2 separate regions of the Homo sapiens genome follow, and region 1 is linked to region 2. The links are chromatin loops, found by intact Hi-C in ENCODE. Cell type or tissue: psoas muscle. All regions are shown on one strand. Each heading gives the region's core, and the rest is flanking DNA. Links, peaks and the distances in the headings are about the cores only. Region 1 overlaps MNAT1 (MNAT1 component of CDK activating kinase). Region 2 overlaps MNAT1 (MNAT1 component of CDK activating kinase).

Evidence for each region. Peaks named below come from ENCODE experiments on the same cell type or tissue, not always from the same donor. Only the 100,000 strongest peaks of a DNase experiment are listed, where the experiment ranks them.
Region 1: it touches region 2 in a loop (2.9-fold over the local background); 4 of 110 quality-filtered maps call a loop at or near these places.

Annotation. Positions count from the first base shown.
Region 1 is chr14:60,962,556-60,972,839 of GRCh38, reverse strand. It overlaps MNAT1 (MNAT1 component of CDK activating kinase), which reads right to left. Exons shown (of 8, transcript NM_002431.4): 8 at 2,875-4,611. The coding sequence ends at 4,491. TRMT5 (tRNA methyltransferase 5) reads left to right here. Exons shown (of 5, transcript NM_020810.3): 5 at 1-1,399. Among named protein-coding and RNA genes, the nearest start is that of TRMT5, 13 kb to the left of the region's middle. In psoas muscle, for the core only: no CTCF peak of the experiment used is centred there; no DNase peak of the experiment used is centred there; H3K27ac peaks cover 5,653 bases.
Region 2 is chr14:60,856,639-60,866,922 of GRCh38, reverse strand. The region is part of intron 6 of MNAT1 (MNAT1 component of CDK activating kinase); the gene reads right to left. Among named protein-coding and RNA genes, the nearest start is that of TRMT5, 120 kb to the left of the region's middle. In psoas muscle, for the core only: no CTCF peak of the experiment used is centred there; no DNase peak of the experiment used is centred there; H3K4me3 peaks cover 2,707 bases; H3K27ac peaks cover 4,882 bases.

The sequences.
Region 1 (10,284 bases), core at 691-8,690, 110 kb before region 2:
TGCTCCTGGATTGATAGCAGTATTTGGCAATACCTATCTGTATGAGAAGACATTTTTAAAGATGAAATGTGTAAAATCTTATTACCATTAGTATTAATGGTTAATGATGGTTAATGATAACCATTAATAGGCAATCATTTACAACTGATTTTGATCACAGGGAACACTTACTTAGAACCCTGATTAGAGGCAATGTTATTCTCACCAAAAAAGGCATTACAAAAAATTGGGCTATATTTTGAATTTTGTCAATTAAAAAAGCGTGGGAGCAGTGTGAAGGAGAAGAGGCAAGAACGACCCCTGGACCGACCAAAGCCCGCGCGCTGCTGCGTCCCACACCCGGTGCCCACATCCCGCCGCCGCCGCCGCCGCCATGCCCAAGAGAAAGACTGAAGGGGATGCTAAAGGAGATAAAGCCAAGGTGAAGGATGAATCACAGAGAAGATCTGCGAGGTTGTCTGCTAAACCTGCTCCTCCAAAGCCAGAGCCCAAGCCTAAAAAGGCCCCTGCAAAGAAGGGAGAGAAGGTACCCAAAGGGAAAAAGAGAAAAGCTGATGCTGGCAAGGAGCGGGAAGGTGCTGGAGATCCCAAGTGAAGTGTGTGCATTTTTTATAACTGTACTTCTGGTGACTGTACAGTTTGAAATATTCTTTATCAAGTTTTATAAAAATGCAGAATTTTGTTTTACTTTTTTTAAGCTATGTTGTTAGCACACAGAACACTTCATTGTTGTTTTTGGGGGAAGGGGTATGTGTCACTAATAGAATATCTCTGAAGCTGGATTGATACGGGGAAAACATCTTTCCCTTCTAGTTTTGAGAGACTTCCTCTTGGCTCCCAGGAGGAGGGATTTCCTGACTTTGACACACATGGCCACCTTGGCACAAAAGCCTTGTGGTATGGAAAAACAAATTCGTTTTTATGTCTTCTTTTCCCTTTCCATCTTTCAGCATAGACTTAATCCCCTTAAGCCCAGACATCTGTTGGGACCTGACCCCCGGTCATTGGTTACCAGTGTGTCTGGCAATCTGGACTTTCCAGTGATGCCACTGAGATGGCACCTGTCAAAAGAGCAGTGGTTCCATTTCTAGATTATGGATCTTCGGATAAATTCTGCCATTTTCATTTCACTTCCTGAAAGTCAGGGTTGGCTTGTGAAAAGTTGTTAAACAACATGCTAAATGTGAAATGTTAACCCTCTAAACTTTCCCTGTTCAGAGCATCAGATGAGGACTTCATTGGGTTTTATAGCGGCTGATTTTTGGTAGTCCATTGAAGAAGAGAGTTTGAAAGTTGTATACTGTTAATGACTGTCTGCCCATGTCCTGCCTGAAATACCATGATTGTTTATGGAAAGTATCTTTAATAAAGCTGGATACAGTTTGAAAGAAAAAAAAAAGTGTGGCAATTTGTTTTAGCTTGTTCTGTAAGTACCTACATAATATCCACGATTTTGCTTGTTACCCTGCAAAGCCTAAAATATTTACTATCTGGCCCTACAGAAAATGTTTAAGAACCCTAATCTAGATCATTAATTACAAATTCAAATGCCTTCAGAAGTCTGGCAGGTCATGTAAACAAATGAAGGCAATAAATGATAAGCAGTATAGGGATGTAATGAACTGGAACACTCATTCTTACTTAATTCAAATTGTTTTGAAACAGCCCAAGTATTGTACACTGATGTCCTAGGTTATAAAGTATGTGTACAAATGATGTTCTTATTTATACATGTAAAGTGGTAAGACTCTTGTCTCCATTTAGTTACTCTGGACAAAATATGCAATATGTAATTGTAAAGAAAACAGAACTAGATGTATCTATTAACGTTTTAACTTCCCCCTTTCAGAGTGGATAAGTGATTATTCATTATTTAAATCTAGGTCCACCCTAAACTTTCAGATGTGATACCTAGTAAATGAATTCCTGATGAATCTACTAGAAAATGACAGCTAGAAAGCTGGAAAGCTCATTAGATACAATTTTTAATTTTGTTAACTTTTTGACAGGTTTTCTACCACCTTAATTGGATTTTAAAATAATTATCTGACAACCTGTTGAGAGCCTAAAGACAACTTCTAAGAGAAGCATAGTTGAAATATTCATTGAATCAAATTAAGGAATACTAAGTAATCATGTATACTAACTATGATGTAAATGTATTCTGTACCATTAATATCTGCTTAAGAGGGAGTATAGTTATTAGTAAAATCATTTTCTACATCATGAATTTCTCAGAACTTCTCTTAGGACATCAACAAGATCATTTAGTTGATGTCATTTATATCTCATAAAAGATCTAGATACTTGATCTGTAGAACCTCCTGGAAGTCTTATGAAGTTCGACTACCAGGACTAGTTTTAGCACAGCAGTTGTTTGACAGTCATCTCTAGAGCATGGCTTCTGGAGTCTGGCTGCCTGAGTTCAAATCCCAGCTCTGCTATTTTTAAGTTATATGACTGTTGGCAACTTACCTAACCACTGTCTCAGCTTCCTCATCTGTTAAAATGGGGAAAATACTAGTAGAACTGTTTTGAGGATTACGTAATACACAAAGCATGAAGCAGTGCCTGGGACACAGGTAATACAGTAGTTGTTAATTATTACTTCTGTACTCATAAAATACTTGAAGACTTAACTCATGTAGATGAAAGATATGTACAGCCTTTGTCTCTAAGAGTAAATCACTTGGATGGTAGGGGATAAGCACATCAATTTAGAATATTTCTGTTGTTTGGTAAATTCAGTGAATTCACTAAACCTCAGTGAATTGTCACTAAGTTATTTTTCACCATTCCCTTTGATCAAATAAGGTCAGTTAACTTCTAAATTTGGCCTATTGAACAAAGTACAGCAATAGCAACTACAAAATATTTACAAATGTATAAAGGTTTTGGAATTTATTTGCCAAACCAGGTGCATGCAATTTCCACAATAAGGCAGGCTCAAAACAAGCCTTAAAAGCCTTTGATATGTTTTATTAATTAGTTCATTCTTTTTAAAATACATTTATAAAAGGTATGAGAACAAGCAGTAGTGTTTCTTTTCAAAAGACTGGATTCCTTATTTTTGCAATTGGCTGCTGCAAAGCCTTAACTCTACATTCAATGTTCTAACTATTCTTTGAACAGATTTATAGACTGTACTTAAAAACACTAATCCTCAGTTCGGGAATACCTAATAGATACAGGAATAGGATATGCAGTCTGGTAGAATGTAGATGGAACTGGACTTTGAAAAAAAAAACCTGCATTCTAATTCTGGCTTTTTACTAACTTGTGAATATGATCTTTGTCTACTCAATTATTTGATGCCTTGGTTTTCTCATTTAACAAAGATAGAAGTACAATAAAGATGAAGATGTATTGCTAAAATTAATTAATAACTGCTTAGTAAAATAAGATGGAGTTGTTACAGATGGATAGTCCATCCTAATGTAACCACAAGTCTTGTTTCACCTAAGTTTCTACCCATAAAACTAACATCTGTTGTAATAGAGATTTGATAGGAAATCCCTTAATTTCCTTAAGAAACTATATCCCATATCCAATGCTCTATGTAACAGACTCATACAAGGTTGAGATGCTGCAATATCATCCTATTCATATCTAAACTCTTTAAGCAAAACCCTGGTAATAAAAGCCTTTGAAGTTTCAACAAAAAAACTGTATCAGTATACAATTTATACATAGGGAACTGTACTTAAAATGTACCTTCTCCAGTCTCCAAAGGATTCATCATAAAATGAGCTTACATTGGAGGTGAAAGGTATCATTTAAGTATTAAATTTTATTAACTTCTTTGAATGTGTCACTAAAGCAGGTTAATGCTGGGTTTTGTTTTATCCTGAGTGTGGCTCACAGCTGGGAACTATAACACCTTGATCAAGGTTTGCCTCATTTTCCACTGCTTAAAACAGGCATTGAGTCCTTAGTATTGAGGGAATGACATTATCATGGGTCAGGTTTTTCTTGCCATAACTTGGTCAAAGGAAATATATCCACTTGTCTGGACTAGTATTAACAAGACATTAGGAAAAAGGGGAACATTTTATGAGAAGAAATAATAGACTTGGATATTAACAGTAAATGTTGTAATCAAAATGGTATTTAAAATGTGTTCAAGTAAAACACTGTAATAAGAGAAAAACCACAGAACTTAATATAAATTATAGCTTTATTTTTTAAAAAGATTTTATAAGTCTGTCACAACCTCAAACACATATAGGTGAATTATTTATTCCTCTCTTCCATCAGATGAGGCTTATCGTGTCAAATCCTCTGAAAAATATAAGTAAAAATTATTTTTCACAAATATATATCCCCTATATTACTCAACTTAGTTCTGAAATTTTCTCCTTATAAATACTTTAACACAGCTGCTAGTGGAAGGACTGTGTTGTGCAGCTGCACATAGCTATAATTTTATAAGTCTGCTTTACTTTTGCTAGCTCCCTGGTTCAGCTCCAAGGTCCAAATCTTATAAATGGTTAACTGGGCTGCCAGAAAAGCCCACTGAATGCATCCTGTAGTGCTCTGTGACAAGCAAGAGAAGAAGTATAGCCTCCAGCAAGGTCCTGTGGTGAGGCAGCTCTGACATGGTTTAAATACCTAAAACAAAACAAGAAGTGTAGCATTGATATACAAAGCAAATATAAATAGGTAACATTTTAAAAAGCAATAGTAAAACTGATTCAAGTTTTAAAGAGGAATTCCGAGATTGAAATATTCAGACTTTTATTATAAATAGATTATTATCTTTCAAAAGGAAACATACCAACTGTACATGGAGTGCCTAAACTAGTATTAAATTACATAGCAAATTACCACGGGGTCTAAAAACAGTTCTGAAAGAGGTTTCAAAAATAATTCTAAAATATTCACTGCTTCACGATTTTCAGAGCTGATTTGTTTTGTTGGCTGTTTTTTGGACACCTAACTAATGCTCTCCTTCCTGGCATATGCTTAAGAAATACACAGTATCACAATACTATTATAGTACTGATATTTCTACATAAATTTGTTTTAAAGCAAACCCTCAATAGCTAAACAAATGGAAGAGGGGAGAAAACGTATGAGTTACTTCAAAAGTACTTTAATATTCCAAGAATATATTGTCTCATTCCTTGCAGGAAAGGAAACATTAGAAAATTACATGTTGAAGAAATCTCTGAGACTGAGCCTGAGTTCAAAATAATGTCTGAAAAAGTAAATACAGAAAAGTCTCATTGATCTCAACAATATAACAGTACAATTTTTTTCTGCAACCACACAGTTTTTTTAAAGCAATTAAACATTTATATCTTGACAAAAATAGACAAAACAGGCCTAAAAAACATTGGACAATCTAGCCAAAGAAGGGCAACTTAGCATGACTACTAACACTTCTGGAAACAAATAATTCCAGCTTTCTTTTAATGCTTAGTTTAAGAAACTAACTTGTTTCTTCAGGAAGTAAAGGAGCTTCACCCACCTTAGAATTACTGGTATGGCAAATGAATAAATCAGGTACCAGAACATTTTAATAACTTGGAACCTTTTTCACTCATTCATTCAAACTTCCTGTGTGTCAAAATCTTAATGCATGAGCAACTTATAACTTCTAACATAACAAGTCTGTTTTTCATCTGTATCCATGTTTAATAAACCTGTGTAGCTAAAACATATAGAGCAATATAAGAGTCCAGTAGAAAAAATGGGTCAAGGTAGGATGCAGCTAAGTTCCTGGAATTAGCTATAATTTATTCACATTGCCACAAATCAAGGTTTTAACTCAATTATTTGCTTCTCTGCCAAGGGCGAAAGGGGAAAGCGGAAGGAAGAAGAGAATATTTATTGAACAAAAACAAAAACATTTTTGATAGTATTTTATAGCCATAAAACATATCTCAGATATGTTTTATGTAGAATACTAATGTACTATATGTTACTATATATAATTATATACATAAGATACTAATATAGTCAGTGTAATATAAAAATATAAATAGAAAAAGGATGAAATAAAAATATTTAAATAAAAGTTCTGGCTGGGTACAGTGGCTCACACCTGTAACCCAGCACTTTGGAAGGCCAAGGTGGGCGGATCATCTGAAGTCAGAAGTTCAAGACCAGCCTGGCCAATATGGCAAAACCCCATCTCTACTAAAAATACAAAAACTTGGCTGGGCGTGGTGGCACATGCCTGTAATCCCAGCTACCCAGGAGGATGAGGCAGGAGAATCACTTGAACCCAGGAGGTGGAGGTTGCAGTGAGCCGAGATTTCGCCACTGCACTCCAGCCTGGGTGACACAGCGAGACTCCATCTCTAAATAAATTAATGAATGAATGTTTTAATATTTTCTCCATATACTGTATCTTACATATCCTCATGGGACACATCCCACTTTAGAGACTACTATTATTAATTAGTCATTGTTGTCTGGGTGTGGTGGCGCACACCTGTGAGCCCAGCACTCTGGGAAGCCGAGGCAGGTGGATCACCTGAGGACAGGAGTTTCAGACCAGCCTGGCCAACATGGTGAAACCCCGTCTCTACTAAAAATAGAAAAAGTAGCCAGGCACAGTGGCAGGTGCCTGTAATCCAGCTACTTGGGAGGCAAGAGAATCACTTCAGTCCATGAGGCAGAGGTTGCAGTGAGCGGAGATCGCACCACTGCACTCCAGCCTGGGCAACAGAGTGAGACCCTGTTTAAAAAAAAAAAAGAAAAATAGTCGTTGTTAAACTCTTGATAGAACCTTAGGTCGCATAGGATTGAAATAGGGATTCACCACACCTACCCCATGGCCATAAAGTTATCTGCTTATTACTTTCCAAGACACAATAAAGTATCAACTGTTAAGATTCTGATGCATGAGAAATGAAGTAAATGTTAAGTTACCTCAGAAAGGTCTAAAAATTAACCTGGCTTCACAGGGAATTCAATAACTATCATACAAATAATAAGTGAGTAATATTTTTATAGGTAACTTGGAAATGAAATGTTCCATTCCTGATACAAGTTTCCAGCTAATTTTTATCCGCACACCAGATGATAATGTATCACCCTTTCCTTTCCTCAGATCCTCAAAAGAAAAGCATAGTCTTAGCTTCAATAGATGTTCACTTATGGTAAAATTCAAGCACCACAGTAGAATGTTTGTCAACCTTGAAAAGCCAAACATCATAAATGAGAATTGGTTTTCATAGCTGTAATACAAACCACTGTGCAACTAACTGTTTTGATTCATCACATTTTGGTACAGCTTGCTTCTGGGAAAGTTGAGTCATACCATATCTGGCTTGGCAATTTGAGCATAAACTTGCAGTGTGCATACAGCTTTTTATATGTTATCCTGAGAAACCTGAAACAGCTGCACTGCTGGCAGGAAAACAGAGGACCACCAGTAAAATATTCAAAACAGTTGCATCTTTTAATTTATGGCCATGTTTCCATAAAGAGTATATAAAACAGTTCAGCTTTATAGGTAAAATGTTATAAACAGTCATACTCCTTGATGCCATAAATGTGTAAAAAAAGTTTTATCTAAATGATTAGTGCTTGAAAATAGTATTTCTTGAACATAGTCATAATCCAGAGTAATGAGCAAATTTTTAAATTTGACTTATTAATGCTAAGTTGTACAATTCTCACTGCCAAAACCAAGTCAATTAAAATTTCTTTGCATAGCACTGAAGAAAATGCCCTTCCCTTCTAGCAATCATTTACATTAAACATGTCTGTGAGTATGAGTCGTTGAGAGTCCTGCTTATTTACTTTGCTGTTTTTGATCTCTAGGGCTGCACAAAACTGTTACTGTGAAGTATTTCAAACTATTTTCACCACGGCAACCTACATTAATGCCAATAAAAAATAAAACAAAGTTCATTTTTGTTATTCAATTGTGGGCTTTTATTTTTTAAGTATCTTAATGTTCTTAAAACCTTTAATTATTGTAGCATGTCGAAGTATTTTAAAGAATCTGCCACATTGAAACAGCACAATGAAAATTTAGTGTTTTCTGTACTTTTCTACCTTAATCCACATCTGTGTTTTTATTCTTTCATGACCATTACAAGTACATCACTGAACAGGATTCCTGGGGTTTCTGGCAGAAGTCAGTATCATTTCATGTATACCTTTATAAAACAGAATGAGGAAGAAGTCTTAGCCAAATTTACTTCCAAAAGTCAAGCTCAGTTGGGTTTGGGAGCCTGGAGGTAATTGCTCTGACTATTTAGCCAATCCCATGACACTATTCCTGTTTTTCATGGGTTTATTTTAAATATGTGTAAATCGTATAAGCAGAAACCAGGAAAGTAAAAACGAGGTTTGCTTATTTTGGTACCTATACCTTATTTTTACTGAAAGCAGACTAAACTCAAAGACTTAAAAAATCATACCTTTGATTATTTTCTTAATAAGGTCAAAAAAAGTATGTTTTTGAAAGCATGTCTAAGATAATTCTTGTACAAAGGACATCTTATGCCCTAATTTATGCTCTGTCTAAAGCTGCCTTCCTATCCCATCAAAATCCCTTTCAAACAGACCTTGGAGAAGAGGGAGGGAAAAGGAGCAATGGATCCTGAGAAGGGCGTAAGATACGATTAAGCATTAGAAAACCACACTTGAAGGTTTGTTCCTGAACTTTGGTTTCCTACACTGTCATTTTCTTGTGTTATATTTTGCAGCTTTTGCTCCCAAAGAAAGTGGAATAATTTACACTTAGCTTCAGAAAGACTTCAGTTTCTTAGTTCTTTAACATAGGAGTGCTTCTGAGATTACTCTTTTCCTATTTCCCTTCCTTTAAAAGCACTATATTGACCATCTGGCTGAAGTCTTGGACTCAGCTCGTTTTAGTGCTACTTAACAATGCTTTGAGTTCTCAGCTAGGGGCAGAGGGCAGGGCTTGTCACTCAAGACCAAGAGGCAAGCACTCTTCCTGTCCAGTCATAATATGTTTGTGACAATCCTTAAAGCACACTGGCTTGGAATTAATATTGAAATGAAATGTAAAGTTCATATTAGTTTCCTCCACCTCAAATTACCGGGCCCTATGGAGAGTTAAAAACTTGGATTGGTTCAAACTAAGAAAGGTAGTGAACTCTAGAGACTAAGACTTTCTTTTTACAAGGTGGCCCGTTTTTTTAGTCTTCATTTAAAGCCATCATGCATTAAACAGACCATTTCCAAACAGATCTGTGTCCTAGCCCACAAAATTCAAATCTAACTGCCATTAAGAGAGATCAGCCAGCTGATCTCAGCTATCAAGACCCACAGCTCTTGTAGGAAGTTCAGCCAAAGCTATAAAGATTTACATTAACAACCTGAAGCCTACCTCAGTGAGATTTAAAAACAACCAGAGCAACAGTGCGCTCACACAACTATCACTAAAAAGCAAAACCATTCTGAAAACTAGTTAATGGTTAGGTGTCTTAAACTAAGCACAGTACCAGAATAATAGACAAACTGTTTATAGAGTGGTAACCATATATTCTAAGATAAATGAGAAAAGACACTACATGTCAGAAATACTATTCATAATTCTGAGGGCAGCTTGGTTATAAAAATACATGGCCGGCTGGGTGTGGTGGCTCATGCCTGTAATCCCAGCACTTTGGGAGGGCGAGGTGGGCAGATCACGAGGTCAGGAGTTCCAGACCAGCCTGACCAACATGGTGAAAACCCGAATCTACTAAAAATACAAAAATTAGCCGGGCGTGGTGGCACGCACCTGTAATCCCAGCTACTCAGGAGGCTGAGGCAGGAGAATCGCTTGAACCCGGGAGGTGGAGGTCGCAGCGAGCCAAGATCACGCCACTGCACTCCAGCCTGGGCGACAGAGCGAGACTCCATCTTAAAAAAAACAAAAAACAAAAAACATATGGCTTCATGAAGTCCAAACAAAAATGTAACAAACTTCCACAGGCAGTCATATGTTACTCTTACACTTTACCATCTAGCCAGCTAGTGAGAATACAATTTGAATAAACTAATAATAAAACTGAATTCAGATTTACATCAATACACTTGGAAAGAGAGTGAATAGTTATGCCAGACATTTAGACCAATCAAACACCAAAACTCATATTTGGAAATTAAAAGACACATGGTTTCCAAATGAACACAATGCTTTATTATTACTCATATTTAATAACTGAATATAGATTGCTCGGAGAAGACTTTCTGCCTTATAACTGGAGTATAAGTCCAGTTATACTATAACTGTGTAATTTATTGCTATCAAAGAGCACACCAGGTATTTTGGATAGAACAGTTATTACTGACAGTTAATATAATTAC
Region 2 (10,284 bases), core at 704-8,703:
ATTTTAGAATTCTTATTATATCAATATAAATTTTTCCTTAAGAACTTCAAAAATGAAAAGTAACCAATTTTGAAAAGGTTGGAAAAAAATTAGGAAATAGTATCTTCCATTAAAAGATCACTAGTAAAAGGTTAGTATCATTAAAGATCCTCAAATAATATATAATTACAACTAAACTCTGGATATTTAATAAGCATTCCTATAAATTCCTTGTATTGGCTTAGAACTAATAAGGCTCATATAGACACTAACTACAGTGATATATTTGTGGTCACATGCAATTACTTTTGAGAAAGGCATGAGTCTCAAAACTACAGGAGAACACAAAACATAAAAGGAACAGCATTGTCTCCCTCTGCTTTAAACTGTTTTGACTATAATTTCATTCGTACAAATTTTTCCCTCCCTGAAAAATGCAAAAATAAAAATAGGAAAGGAACTAAGCTAGTCATTTTCCCTCAGTTAGTTCCACATGTGAAACATTTGAGAAAGATCAAAGTGTTACCTAGAAGGGTCCTAAATTATATGACTGACTTAGTTCAACACAGCTATACTGTGACATGCACAAGGATTCCGTTCTAAAGTTAGATTAAGGCAAAAAAAAAAAAAAAAAAAGGTCAAAATAACCCCTCAAAAATCCCTCAAATTGCCTATAAAGTATACTGTACATTGTTCTGTGCATATTTTAATCTCTTTATGTAAATCTAACTCAGCTAGTTTCTCCTCTAGCATTGGAACAGATCACCTAAGTAGGTGGCTTACATTTGGCATCTATGCTGTTTCAAAATTTTTCTTTACCTTGGAGAAGAGAGGCATTTTTGCTACTTTTGTTGTTTTCAACTTTAGTTGAATTCAAGCAAATTAAATGCATGTACGATATGATTCTACTGAATATGACAAGCATTTGAATTTTCATTCAGCAGAGTTCATGGAAGAAATGAAATTTGGGAGAACCTCTGAAGGCTGAAACAGCCCTGAAATGGAGGGGAAGAAAGAGCGTTCCCAGTGAACGGAATTTCAATACCCAGAGGAGCTTCAGTACAGTGGTGAAAACAGAAGCCAGAATACAAAGAGGGAATGGAAGGAAGAAGAAACACTAGGCAAACATTATTTTCATTAACTTATAAGACAAATGAAAATAGGGAAATATGCCAGTAGCTTAAAGGAAAAGCAAAATACAAGAAAAATATTTTGTTTATTTTGTTTGTTTTTGTTGTTATAGGTTTTATTTTTTCCTTGGGCACTGATAAATGTGATACAATGTTGAAAAGTATTATTTTTACATTATTTCTCTGATGCTTGTCTTATTACCAAACTACCATTTGTTGCCAAGAGGACATAGTGTCCAGCAAACCATATCTGTTTCTATAAAAAGATCAGAAAAGAAAAACATCAAGGAGACTATCTGATTAGACAAAACCTGCCTCCTTTAAAAGAGTCTGCATTAATTTTAAGAAAAACAGTATTCGCAAGAAATTTTCTGTAAAAACTTTCAGGCATAGAGCATTTTAGCTCACTTTCTTTTACTAATTTCAAAAATAATTTCCAAGAATTCCTAACTTGGCACTATAAGTGAACTTTATCCAACAATGACAACTTATACATAAGTCCAAATTTCCTAATGTAATATAGAAATGGCTTTATATAAAATTATCTACAAATACTACTACTATTACATAAGCAAAACAAAAATACCATGTAAGATTAGTAGTCTTCTAAAGCAGAAATATTTTTCCGTGAAAAGATAGAAGTTTCTTTACGCCATTATAGAGACTGAATAATTTAAGAGACCACATTTTATTTAGATTTGACTCTTCTGTGCCTAGTACAGTAGTTGGTATGTATCAGGAATATTTGTTTCATGAATGAAGAAATGTTTTAAAATGATCCCTCTAATCATCTACCCTATCTCCAAAAAAACCTACATAACAAATGTCCTCGTTCTATTTGAGGTCATTTAACAACAGAAGGAGTAGTTGTTTTGCCATTCCCATTGTAGAAAATAAGTGAAGACCTAAGCCAGACTGTCACTGATTTTACCTTTCTTCTGTCCTAAAAAGAAACAACAAACACTATGAATACTCTAACCATCCCAATCTAACTTCCCCAAACCAAATGCACATACACACAAACACCACCACCACCGCTATCACACTCATAAAACCACCATGCAATTAAATCTACTCTAAAATGCAGAAAAGAACAGAATATTTAAGACACTGACTTGATACCCTTCTCACCTGAAATTTCACATAAATTGTCTTTTATTAAAGTCAGGCAGATATGGAATGGATTACTAACAGTGCAATTGCACTAAAATGATACAGAAATATTTACTGAACATCTACTATGTGCCAAGCACTGTGTTAGGCATTACATACACATTTGAGGTAAGTATGTTTTACCTGTTTTACAGGAAAAGAAACTGAAGCTCTCCAAGACCAAGTAACCTACTCAGATTTTAAACCCTATCCTGCTAAAATCCACAAAGCACTTCTCTATTATAGAACTAAAATATGAAAATTTATTTATTAAACATTTGGTAGATGTTAGGCACTGTGAAGATATAGCAGAAAGTATACCACCACAACTGTCCCTATTTTCAAGCATTTAACAGTATCTATTTAAATTTTCATTTAAAATATATTATATTTATTAAACATTTTTAAATATAATGTGCTCATTTGTTTAAAAAAACATTAGTATATAAGTACTTTTTAAATGAAAGCTACTCTAGTTCATTAAAGCATATCAATTCATTTTTAGAAAATATTTACACTCAATTTTTCCATAACACATTCAGATTAAGGCAAATTTCATCTTTACTGAGATGTGCTACAACCTCATTAGATACTCACTTAGAAGTTGTCTTGTTTTTATAACAAGCAAAAATAATATTTTCTTCAAACAATATAAAATTGATGGCTTGTCTGTTAATGAATGTTAAACTGCATATCCTTTGAAATATGAACCAGTTTAGTAAAAAGGCTATTTCAACTAAGAAGAGTAATTCCTGGCAATGCAGAAGTAAATTGCCTTTCTAGAAAGCTGACTATACTAATCAATCCTTTAAATCACAGTTTATTGTACTTTAACAAATCACTCTTCATAATTAAGAGACATGTTTTATGAGACGAACTACAAAAACAATACAGCAAAATCACAATCCTTTATAAATTTTTCATCTGAGAACATAGGTGTGTGATCAGTGAGCATAGTGGTGGTCCCACAAATACAAGAATACACAGACTATCACATTTGTGTCCATTTTTTAAAATTAAAAAAATAACAATTTTATAGCCCTCCTTTCACTAATTAGTTAATTCATGGATAGGTATATTTAGTAAAACAATGCCCTAGAGGACAAAGAAAGCAGTTCATATGAGAGAGTTTAGTAAAACAGCTTTGGAGCCCTTCTGAAAATTACTTGATAAAAGTACTAACATTCCGTCAGTTGTTGAGACAGATGCTACTGCCAATCAGCTGCATTTGCTGAAGCACATTCTAAAGATTACTAATTAATCCCCACACTGAAACCAATGGTTGCCTGTCATTTTGCTATGATCACCATTTTTTAAAAAATAGTCACCAAAAAGAAACGAGAAAAGAGTCATGAAGTACAGCTCTAGATAAAATATAACCCCAGGTAAGCTATGCATCTACTTAGTTATATCTTTTCAGGTATTCTTTATATGAAACTCAATGCACTGGCTGGAGTCCTGGGATCTTACAGCCTCTCCACATTCTATTTCTCATTTATTTCTATTTATCACAAATGTATAAAAGTATTTTTGAGATATTTAGGAAAAAGAATCATACTGTATAAGACTGCATTTTCTTTGTTGTTGTTGTTGTTGTTGTTAAATTTCGAATCTTTCGATCACAAACTCAAGATAAATATGACTTGTAGAGACATTTTCCAGATTACACCCATATTTTTATTAAAACTCATCCACACTCCCCTGCCTTTACTCCCACCATGCACATATCCCTGCACACTTTGTTCTACCACCATCATATCCTACCTTCATTATGTGAACACTCTAAAGAATTTAACAAATATTAAAATAGTCAACGCTTCCAAATCTTGGCAATTATAAAATATCCTGAAGATCCTTAAAACTATACTAGCACAAGATGCCAAAGAAATTATTTTTAATCTGTATGAAAACATATTAACATATGTAGATAAAGATAAAAATATATTTGAAGGTTCTTATGATTTTCCATCTTTTTAATGTTTTAAGTTAACATTGATTTTTGAATCTCAAGTAACTCTATGATCTACCATGTTTCTAAAGTTGCTTTCATTCAACTGTACATGCCCTGACCTCCACAATGACCTCTACAAAAGCAGTTGTGCACTTTACTGTGGTGCAAATCCTCACGGACAAGTTGAACCTGTTCTTTTTGGCACTGAGCCCTTGTGCTGAACACACAGCTGAGATTTATTATAAAAGGGGAACTAAGGGGCATTATTTCACAACATTTATCCTTCACATACAGCCAAGTATAATCTTTTACAACCTTTGAGAGCTCTTAAATAAACAGATTTTCTCTTAATTGCACAAAGAGTTTTTTATTTGTCACCAATCGTATGGCATATTCAGATTTATTTTACATTAGGAAAAAGCTAGCACACAAAGCATATGTGCTAACAGTTATAAAAATTACTCTCCTTGCTTAATATTTATTTAAAAATCATAAGACTTTTAATCTTCAGATCTGAGGATAATTACTTGCCTTGCTGTCTTTAGCAAGAGCAAAGTAATAAAATAATTAGTAAAAACCTGCCTTCAAAGATCTGTATTTTAAACGGTAGGTTACAAAAAGCCCAACTTGCTACAACACTCTCATAGGTCTTTATTTTTATACTGTCTTGTGTTTTCTTTTTAATTTCAAAGTTCAATTGTAATTCGGGCATTCCCATAACATTTTAAAAACACTTCTCATTCTAACAACTTTGAACTGGACTCTGATATACAAGACTGCTGCCCAGCAACTTTCTCAACTCAACACATCTGATATCATGTGGGAGGGAGGAATTTCATGAGTTCTAAGAAATATCTCTAATAACAGGAATTACCACACCATTTAAGTTAATTCTTCAAGATTTGCTAATTGATCTAGCATCAAGACTTGCCTTGTTGAAAGCAAAAAAACAAATACAACCTCAAAAGTATTCTATCCTGAAAGTCAGGTTCAAACTAGCTTATCAGCTAATTGCTCAACATTAAGGACACTAAAATATGTTGATTCAGGTGAATATTTTCTTGCTCGAAATTCTTCTAATTTTTTCATTAATAGCAAGTGTACAGACAATTTTTAAGATGCCTGTAGACCTTTTCAAATTTTTTTAAAAAAATAATTCAATATTAAACTGATTTTTTTTAATGGTGAAAAAAACCTAATGACATGATTTTAGGCATTGGGAGCTCCACAGTGAGCAAAACAGGCATGTTCATACATAGTGCCAAATATGCTTTGTCTTCCCTTAACAAAGAAATTTCTTTCTTTAAACTTTAACATTTTGAACAACATAACCTTATTGTTCCAGTTCTAAGGAAGATGTTTTAAATAATTTATATCCTTAATACAGTCTCCCTATATCCAATGAATTCATGTAAATGTTCATGAGTTTGAACGTTTTTACATTTATTACTAAAACAGAAAACATTTTTTCTGGAAATATACAATCTTTTGGAAAAAAGCAATTACTTTTAAGTGTTTTTCAAGTGTTATATCTTCAAATAGATATAAATTAGCATGGAAATTACTAACCAACTATATTCATAATATTAATCTGCACTACATGAGACAAGATAAAAATTGATAATATCTATAAAAGATTCATTAAATATGTAAAAAAAAGCCTCAAGATCCTACACTATGTTCTCATATTATGTCAGCACTGGTGGTATTTTTTAAATGCCTAAGGCCTCTAACTCATTTTGAAATACATGTGCTTCAAGATTTCCATAATACCCAAAACTATTCTTGGTGAAGTAATGAGTTAACTACAGGTTAACCAACAAATAACTTAAAGAACAATCTTATTCTATATTTATTTTGTTTCTTCATACCACAACAGCTTTCCCATCTATATATCTTCTCACCAGCAAGAACACAAGCATATACACTATCAGCCTATGACTCCCCATATTAAATGTGCCCTTAGACCAACACAATGTTAAAAGCATGGGGCTTTAGAGTTCTGAACAGTCAAATCCTAGCTCTACCTTGAGCAAAAATAACTTTAAAAAAAAGTCTCAGCTGGGCATGGTGGCTCACGCCTGTAATCCCAGCACTTTGGAGGCTGAGGCGGGCGGATCACGAGGTCAGGAGATGGAGACCATCCTGGCTAACAAGGTCAAACCCCGTCTCTACTAAAAAACACAAAAAATTAGCCAGGTGTGGTGGTGGGTGCCTGTAGTCCCAGCTACTCAGAAGGCTGAGACAAGAGAATGGCGTGAACCTGGGATGGGGAGCTTGCAGTGAGCAGAGATCGCGCCACTGCACTCCAGCCTAGGCGACAGAGTAAGACTCTGTCTCAAAAAAAAAAAAAAAAGAAAAGAAAAAGAAAAAAGTCTCAGTTTTACTTGTAAAGAATTAAATAAATAAATTTAAAGGATATAAAAGAACTGTCTACAAAATGCTACCCACTATTATTACTTCATCATCATCATCAACAGGAAGAGAAGCAGGAAGAGAGGGAATATTTTGCACATCTCTACAGACTGTTGTTTAATATTACAAGATAAAATCACTAACTTCCAAAAGCCTGAAAGTTAGAACTCAAGGCATCTTCCTGCAGAAACAATGTTACAAATGATGTTACAGTTTAAGACTGACAATATACAAAACACATTAATTATCATAAATTTAGTCTCAGGCCCTGGGAACAATTCAGGAGAGAAAACTTGATCTTTCTTAAAGTTAAGCCTAGCCTTGGGCAAAAATTTAAAATTTCTTAAATTATAGCTTTTTCGCATTTTGTCTTTTGCATTCTTACCCAGCACTTAGTAACTTTCCCAGGCGTTATATATTCCCATAACATAGTATCAATAAGCTCTTAATTGAAAACACTCCACTCAAACCTACTATGAGTTTTAAGAGTGATGCCTGATCTTAAGTCACCAACCTACATATAACACAATCAAAACTTCCTGGTATCAGTAAGGTGTCAAGAGGAAAGAGACTGAACTGCATGATTTTACTCAGCAGACCTCTGGTTCTGATTATACTATTGCTTAAAAAAAATTGTGAAACTTTTTTTCTTGAACAAAATAAAAAACAGTAGTGCGTTTAAAGAAATGAGTTAAGAACCATTCACTTCTCATTTTTTGTCTTGATTAATGTTTTTAAATTTTTAGTAAGTGTCAACAGAGATTATCTGGGCCAATTTTTTTCATCTTCATATTTCCCAATGTAAAAATCTGATTCTCAAAAGTCACTAACATCTTTCACAATGACTCAAATTAGAGTAGCATGAGGAATTCCATGAGGACTTGGAAAGGCACAGAAAACCTGGGTAATGTGAATGTCTATAAATAATGAAATTCATGGAATCTCAGAAGTAGACATAATATTAAAGATCATCTCCAATCCTACCAACCACTGAATTTTTAAATCCCCATGCCAATATCCTTACCTATGGCTAGACATCTCAAGACCTACCAAGATAGTCCAAAGCACCAAAATAGGCAAGAGATATGCCTGGGTCTCCAAATAAATCCACTGAAGTATACACCTTACATGAATGACAGATGAAATATATGTGACAAGGACAAAATTCAATGTATCTATTAATGCACACAAACACAGTAATAATCTCACAAAAGCTTAACCAGAACTTTACTTCTCTACAGATTCCTTGTCCCTTAAGACTTTCTAGTATACACAATTCTTACGAAAGGCAGATATGGGCATACTTCGGAGATATTGCAGGTTCGGTTGTAGACCCTTGCCATAAAGTGAGTCACACACATTTTTTATTTCCTAATGCATGTAAAAGCTATGTTTATACTCTACTATAGTCTAGTAAGTGTGCAATAGCATTATGTCTAAAACACAGTGCACATATCTTAATGTAAAATACATTATTACTAAAAAATGTTAACCATTTGAACCTTCAGCAAATTGCATCTTTTTGCTGGTGGAAGGTCTTGTCTGGATGTTGATGGCTGCTGACTGATCAGGGTGGTGGTTGCTAAAGATTGGACTAGCTGTGGCAGTTTCTTAAAATGGCACAACAATGAAGTCTGCCACATTGATTTACTCTTCCTTTCATGAAAGAGTTCTCTGTAGCACATGATGCTGTTTGAAAGCATTTAACGCACAGAACTTCTTTCAAAATTGGAGTCAATTCTCTCAAATACTACCACTGCAGAGTGAACAGGCAACCTACAGAATGGGAGAAAAGTTATGCAATCTATCCATCTGACAAAGGGCTAATATCCAGAATCTACAAAGAACTTAAACAAATTTATAAAAAAAAAAAAAACCCCATCAAAAAGTGGGCAAAGGATAAGAACAGACACTTCTCAAAACAAGACATTTATGCAGCCAACAAACACATGAAAAAAAGCTCATCATCACTGGTCATTAGAGAAATGCAAATCAAAACCACAATGAGATACCATCTCATGCCAGTGAGAATGGCAATCATTAAAAAGTCAGGAAACAACAGATGCTGGAGAAGATGTGGAGAAATAGGAATGCTTTTACACTGTTGGTAGGAGTGTAAATTAGTTTAACCATTGTGGAAGACAGAGTGGTGATTCCTTTAGGATCTAGAACTAGAAATACCATTTGACCCAGCAATCCCATTACTGGGTATATACCAAAAGGATTATAAATCATGCTGCTATAAAGACACATGCACACGTATGTTTACTGAGGCACTATTCACAATAGCAAAGACTTGGAACCAACCCAAACATCCATCAATAATAGACTAGATAAAGAAAATGTGGCACATATACACCATGGAATACTATGCAGCCATAAAAAATGATGAGTTCATATCCTTTGCAGGGATGTAGATGAAGCTGGAAACCATCATTCTCAGCAAACTATCACAAGGACAGAAAACCAAACACCGCATGTTCTCACTCATAAGTGAGAGTTGAACAATGCGAACACATGGACACAGGGAGGGGAACATCACACACCGGGGCCTGTCAGGGGATGGGGGGCTGGGGGAGGGATAGCATTAGGAGAAATAACTAATGTAAATGACAAGTTGATGGGGACAGCAAACCAACATGGCACATGTATACCTATGTAACAAACCTGCACATTGTACAAATGTACCGCAGAACTTAAAGTATAATAATAAAAAAAAACTGCCACTGCTTTATCAACTAAGTTTATATAATATTCTAAACCCTTTGTTGTAATTTTAAAAATAATCAAAGCATCTTTACCATGAGTAGATTCTATCTCAAGAAACCACTTTCTTTGCTCATCCCTAGGAAGCAACTCCTCATCCATTCAAGTTTTATCATGAGATTGCAGCAATTCAGTTACACCATCAGGCTCTACTGCTAATTCTAGTTCTCTTATTGTTTCTACCACATCTGCAGTTACCTCTTCCGCTTAAGTCTTGAACTGCTCAAAGTCCTTCCATGGGGGTTGGAATTAACTTCTTCCGAAACTTCCAAAATATCAACTAGTAATGTTGACATTTTGAAAACAACCTTCATCTCCTCGTACATCTGTCAGAGCTCTTGAGTGATCAGATGCATTGTCAATGAACAGTAATATTTTGAAAGAAATCTTTTCTGAAGAGTAGGTCTCAACACTGGGCTTCAAATATTCAGCAAGCCATGCTGTAAGCAGATACGCTGTCACCTAGACTTGGTTGCGCCCATTTTAGAGCACAGGTGGAGTAAATTTAGCAAAATTCTTAAAGACCCTAGGATTTTCAAAATGGCAAATGAGGCCGGGCACAGTGGCTCATGCCTGTAATCTCAGCACTTTGGGAGGCCGAGGCGGGCGGATCACGAGGTGAGGAGTTCGAGACCAGCCTGGCCAATATGGTGAAACCCCATCTCTACTAAAATACAAAAAATTAGCTGGGCGTGGTGGTGAGCGCCTGTAGTCCCAGCTACTCAGGAGGCTGAGGCAGAGGAAACGCTTGAAACCAGGAGGCGGAGGTTGCCACGAGCTGAGATCGTGCCACTGCACTCCAGCCTGGTGACAGAGTGAGACTCCATCTCAAAAAAAAAAAAAAAAGCGAATGAGCACTGGCTTCAACTTAAAGTCACCAGCTGCATTAGC